2 separate regions of the Homo sapiens genome follow, and region 1 is linked to region 2. A link is an interaction called in ENCODE POLR2A ChIA-PET data of the cell type or tissue named here. Cell type or tissue: A673. All regions are shown on one strand. Links, peaks and the distances in the headings refer to the core of each region. The heading gives the core; the rest is flanking DNA.

Evidence for each region. ChIA-PET counts read pairs that join two places held together with the same protein. Peaks named below come from ENCODE experiments on the same cell type or tissue, not always from the same donor. Only the 100,000 strongest peaks of a DNase experiment are listed, where the experiment ranks them.
Region 1: POLR2A ChIA-PET joins it to region 2 with 13 read pairs; 4 of 35 experiments call an interaction of 5 or more read pairs at or near these places.

The regions. Positions count from the first base shown.
Region 1 is chr19:4,638,055-4,640,951 of GRCh38, reverse strand. It overlaps TNFAIP8L1 (TNF alpha induced protein 8 like 1), which reads right to left and starts at 1,436. Exons shown (of 2, transcript NM_152362.3): 1 at 1,323-1,436. RefSeq lists an enhancer at 436-1,435 and silencers at 1,336-1,775, 1,836-1,915. In A673, for the core only: no CTCF peak of the experiment used is centred there; a DNase peak (open chromatin) is centred at 1,651; H3K4me3 peaks cover 1,694 bases; H3K27ac peaks cover 2,235 bases.
Region 2 is chr19:4,507,901-4,510,797 of GRCh38, reverse strand. PLIN4 (perilipin 4) reads left to right here. Exons shown (of 8, transcript NM_001367868.2): 5 at 1-352; 6 at 1,843-2,030. Among named protein-coding and RNA genes, the nearest start is that of PLIN4, 9.1 kb to the left of the region's middle. In A673, for the core only: no CTCF peak of the experiment used is centred there; no DNase peak of the experiment used is centred there.

The DNA of each region.
Region 1 (2,897 bases), core at 297-2,796, 130 kb before region 2:
ACCCAGGTGTTTGTGTGGCTGGAGACAGCCCTTTGTTCACGGTTTCCATAGGTACAGCGTCCCTGAGCGGCCCCTCCTCTGCCCCTCCCAGCCCTTGCCTGTGCAGGTCCTGGGTCCGGCCCATCCAGGGAGCTTGTTATGTTTCAAAGTTGGCGCCCTCGGACCTGCCGTAGTGGCAGAGGGCACAGCCCATGCAAAGGCCCTGAGAGAGGACCTCGCCTGGGGTGTTGGAGAAACAGGAGGAGGCCAGTGTGACTGGGGCAGAGCCACAGCGAGAGTCAGGCAGGTTATGAGCAGGGCCTGTATTCCTGCATCTGATCCCCCAGCAGCCCTCAACTTGGGGAGTTACGACCCACTCCTGTTTTACAGATGAGGAAACTGAGGCTCCGCAGAATTGAAAAACTGGTTCAAGATATCATGCGGGTGGCAGAGCTCAAACCTAGATTGGTCCAAGCTCCGCCACCACTGGGCTGGCCCCCCTGGGGCCTCCCAAGGCGTTCATCGCCTCCAGCTGAGCTGGGACTGGCTCAGGAAATAAACTCTGGCGGCCTGTTTACACCTGGGGCTGCTCCTCCACCAGCCCTTCCCCCCTCCATAGAGAAGGTGCTGGGAAATGTGAGGATGCAGAGAAAACAGATTCTGTCCTGCCTCTGTCCCCACTTCCCTGGACAAACATTGGAAGCATTGGCCTCTTTCTAGGCCTTAGTTTCCCATCCCAGGAAATGGGCCTAGTTCGACTTCACAGAAAAGGCCAGGAGGCGGCAGGTGTCCTTCAGATCACCTGCCAATTACCTTAGCAGCGACGGTCCCAGTTCACAGCTGGCAAAACTGAGGCCAAGTCCCCACAGGCCACTTGGGAGCTCATTAGGGGCCAGTCTGGGTGGGCCCGGGCTGGCCTAGGCCTGGCTCCCCGCCACCGATGCCTGGACCGATGCCTGGTTTAGCTAGAAGCTACAGTCATGCCCACCTCCGCACGGCTGGCCCAGCTGCCCACCGCCTGGAATGCCCTCAGGGTTCTGGAATCTGGCCTGAGCACCTGCGGCCCTACAGTTAAAGGGGGCAGAGTCCACTAGAGTCCACATGGGGGATGGGGGTGCTGGTCCCAGAGCAGAGCCCCACGCCAAGGGGGGCAATTGAGACTCAATCTGTCTCCCCCTAACCTATACAGCGAGAGTGACAGAGAGACAGACGGAAACTGAGGCAGGAATGTAGACGGACAGGCGGTGGGGTGCAGAAGCATTAAGGGGCGGGAGAGACAGAGGGCGGCCAGGTGGCCCCCGAGATGCGCTGAAATGGGGGGCGCCCCGGCACTGCTCGCTCACCTACTCTCGAAGCAGAGTCCGTACGTCCAACCGTCGGGGGTCCGTCCAGCCGCCTCCGTGGGCCGGGGCCGTTGCCGCGGCGGTGGGAGCAGCGCCGGAGCCGGGGCCGGGGCCGGGGCGGGGCGGGCAGCGCGGCCCCGCCCTCCACTCGCCTCGCCCCTCGGCAGGCCACGCCCTCCACTCGCCCCGCCCGCGCGGAAGGGACCGGAGAGTTGCCAGGCCTGGGGGGCGGGCCGAGCGCTCCGGATTAGCCAATGACAGGGCGGGCAATGTACGAAAAGGCCAATGGGAGCAGGGCACTGCGACGGGGGGGAAGTGGGGGGAAGGGGCGGAGCCTGGGGGCGGGGTCAGGCGGCTCTGGGGGATTCCTCCGGAATCGCGAAGGGGCCCGGATGCGGGGGCGAGGCCGTCGTGGGGGTGCCGGCCACAGAAAAGGGAAGAGATAAGAGTACGAGACAGACAGAGAACCTGGGGAGGGAGGCACAGAGACACCAACAGGAAGAGACCAGAGAGCCAAAAGGCAAAACAGACCAACCACGTGGTTCTGCACGGGCCCCTTCCTCCTTCTGGGGCTAGTTTACCCGCCTGGGTAATAGGAATTTCGGCAGAAGCGTGTTTCTCAAAGTACGGCCTCGGGGAACCCTTCGCGTCAGAAAGATCTGAGAGTCCATTTTAAAATGCAGATTCCAACTAGGTGTGGTGCCTCACGCCTGGAATCCCAGCACTTTGGGAGGCCAAGGCAGGAGGATCCCTTGAGCCCAGGAGTTTGAAACCAGCCTGGGCAACCTAGGGAGACCCTGTCTCTACAAAAAAAAAAAAAAAAAGAAAGAAAGAAAAAGAAGAAGATCAAAATAAGTTAAAATTTTAAAAATACAGAGTTCTGTGCCACAAGAAGGGATGAATCTAACCCAGGGTTGTGGGGCTATAGATGAATCTTTGGGGTGAGGTGGAGGGCTCCTGGAGACCTCATCAGAGGATCCCCAGGTCCAGCCTCGATTTCCGTAGGAATGAGCCTGCAGGACACACAGGAGCCTCCCGGCTGCGCAGCGCCAGCTGGGGTCCCCCGGGGAGGATGCAGCTGTGAGTCCTGGGAACCAGGCCCTGGAGCTGCTCCCAGGTCCCCTGCAGCACCATTTCCGCCCTGCAGCCCAACTCTGGGTCCCGGTTGCAGCTAGGGCCTAGGGAGCCCATAGCAACCTCGCTGCTTCTTCCTCCAGGAAGCCAGACAACAAATTGTTGAGGGCCTGTTGTGTGTCCTGACCTGCACACGGGATTCAGGAAGACCGAGGCACAGGCCTCAGGAGGCAAAAGTAAGTTAAATATCTCATTGGCTGGGCCCGGTGGCTCACCCCTGTAATCCCAGCACTTTGGGAGGCCGAGGTGGGCGGATCACCTGAGGTCAGGAGTTTGAGACCAGCCTGGACAACATCGTGGAACCCCGTCTCTACTAAAAATACAAAAATTAGCCGGGTGTGGTGGCACATGCCTGTAATCCCAGCTACTCAGGAGGCTGAGGCAGGGGAATCGCTTGAACTCTGGAGGCAGAGGTTGCAGTGAGCCAAGATCGGGCCACTG
Region 2 (2,897 bases), core at 239-2,738:
TGGTTACCTAGTACCCCCGCCACCTCCTGGGGTGGACTCACCAGTTCCAGGACCACAGACAATGGTGGGGAGCAGACTGCCCTGAGCCCCCAAGAGGCCCCGTTCTCTGGCATCTCCACGCCCCCGGATGTGCTCAGTGTAGGCCCGGAGCCTGCCTGGGAAGCCGCAGCCACTACCAAGGGCCTTGCGACTGACGTGGCGACGTTCACCCAAGGGGCCGCCCCAGGCAGGGAGGACACGGGGCTTTTGGCCACCACACACGGCCCCGAAGAAGCCCCACGCTTGGCAATGCTGCAGAATGAGTTGGAGGGGCTGGGGGACATCTTCCACCCCATGAATGCGGAGGAGCAAGGTGAGGGGACGCCTGGGTTCATGGGTCCCTGAGGCAGGCACAGCTGCTAGCAGGTCCTTGACTGTTTTGTTTTTTTTTTTGAGACAGAGTCGTGCTCTGTTGCCCAGGCTGGAGTGCAGTGGCGTGATCTCGGTTCACTGCAAGCTCCGCCTCCCGGGTTCACGCCATCCTCCTGCCTCAGCCTCCCAAACAGCTGGGACTACAGGCGCCCACCACCACACCCGGCTAATTTTTTGTATTTTTAGTAGAGACAGGGTTTCACCGTGTTAGCCAGGATGGTCTCGATCTCTTGACCTCGTGATCCGCCCGCCTCAGCTTCCCAAGTGCTGAGATTGCAGGCGTGAGCCACCACGCCCAGCTGGGCCCTTGACTTTTTTTTTAAAAATGTATTTATTTGGTTTGTTTCAGATGGGGGTCTCCCTGTGTTGCCCAGGCTGGTCTCAAGCTTGTGGGCTCAAACGATCCTCCTGCCTCAGCCTCCCAAAGTGTTGGGATTACACGTGAGAGCACCTGGCCCTTTTTCATTTTTTTAGAGACAAGGTCTTGCTCTGTCACCCACACTGGAGTGCAGTGGTGCGTTCACTACAGCCTCAATCTCTCGGGCTCAAGTGATCCTCCTGCTCCAGCCTCAAGTAGCTAGGACCACCATGCCCGGCTATGTATTTTTTTGTATGTTTTTTGTCTCTCTATGTTGCCCAGGCTGGTCTCAAACTCCTGGGTTCAAGTGATCCTCCAGCCTCAGCCTCCCAAAGTGCTGGGATTACAGGCATGAGCCACCATACCCAGCTTCATTTGACTTTTATTTTTACTTATTTATTTTTGAGGCAGAGTCTCACTCTTGTCGCCCAGGCTGGAGTCCAGTGGCAGTGTCAGCACACTGCAACCTCCACACTTCCTGGGTTCAAGCAATTCTCCTGCTCAGCCTCCCGAGTAGCTGCGATTATAGGCGCCCGCCACCACACCCGGCTAATTATTATTATTTTATATTTTTAGTAGAGATAAGGTTTCACCATGTTGGCCAGGCTGGTCTCGAGCTCCTGATCCCAGGTGATCCACCCGCCTTGGCCTCCCAATGTGCTGTGATTACGGGCGTGAGCCACCGCGCCTGGCCTCACTTAACTTTTTTTTTTTTTTTGAGACGGAGTCTCGCACTCTTACCCAGGCTGGAGTGCAGTGGCTCCATCTCGGCTCACTGCAAGCTCCGCCTCCCGGGTTCACGCCATTCTCCTGCCTCAGCCTCCCGAGTAGCTGGGACTACAGGCACCCGCCACCACGCCCGGCTAATTTTTTGTATTTTTTTAGTAGAGACGGGGTTTCACCGTGTTAGCCAGGATGGTCTCGATCTCCTGACCTCGTGATCTGCCCGCCTCGGCCTCCCAGAGTGCTGGGATCACAGGCGGGAACCGCCGCGCCCGGCCCTCACTTGACTTTTATAAAGCCCTGATGCCCTGAGGGGCTTCCGGGACTGAGCGGTGCGCCTTCCTTTCCAGCTCAGCTGGCTGCCTCCCAGCCTGGGCCAAAGGTGCTGTCGGCGGAACAGGGGAGCTACTTCGTTCGTTTAGGTGACCTGGGTCCCAGCTTCCGCCAGCGGGCATTTGAACACGCGGTGAGCCACCTGCAGCACGGCCAGTTCCAAGCCAGGGACACTCTGGCCCAGCTCCAGGACTGCTTCAGGCTGGTAAGAGCTTCCCCCTGCTGCTGCCCCGTCCCCAGGGCACTTCTTAGAACCCCTGCCCAGGACTCACCCAGCTGCAGATACTGACTGAGCACCTAGGAGATGATGCTGTCAGCGTCACCAATGGTCATGGCTCTGTACTCATGGGGCTTGCCTCCTGGCAAGGGGGACGGAGCTAGATCAGATCCTTAAAGACAGCGGGTAGGCTGGGTGCGGTGGCTCACGCCTGTAACCCCAGCAATTTGGGAGGCCGAGGCGGGTGGGTCACTTGAGGTCAGGAGTTCGAGACCAGCCTGACCAACACAGAGAAACCCCGTCTCTACTAAAAATACAAAAATTGGCTGGGAGTGGTGGCAGGCGCCTGTAATCCCAGCTACTTGGGAGGCTGAGGCAGGAGAATCTGGGAGGCGAGGTTGAACCCGGGAGGCGGAGGTTGCAGTGAGCCAAGATGGTGCCACTGCACTCCAGCCTGGGCGACAGAGCAAGACTCTGTCTCAAAAAAATAAAGACGGTGGGGACACAAAGACAGCAAAACAATCTGTGTGCAGAGGGGGATGTGGGCTGGGCAGGAAGGCCGTCCCTCTGGGCCCTGTCCTGACCGATGGGGAGACAGCTCTGCAAAGCCCCCAAAAGCAGGGACAGGACAGCAAGCTACCGGGGAGCAAGCTGGGTGTGTTCGGGGAATGGAAAGGCGGCGCTGTGGCTGGGTAAAGTGAAGCCAGGATGGGATCCAGGGAGCCCGCAGGGCCTGGGGCTGCAACGCACGCAGGAAAGGACCCAACGCAACATGACTCGGATGCATCCAGGGGTCATGCACCCTGGCCAGAGTCGTCCACCCCTCCCACTGGCCCCGCTCTCTTCCTCTGGCCT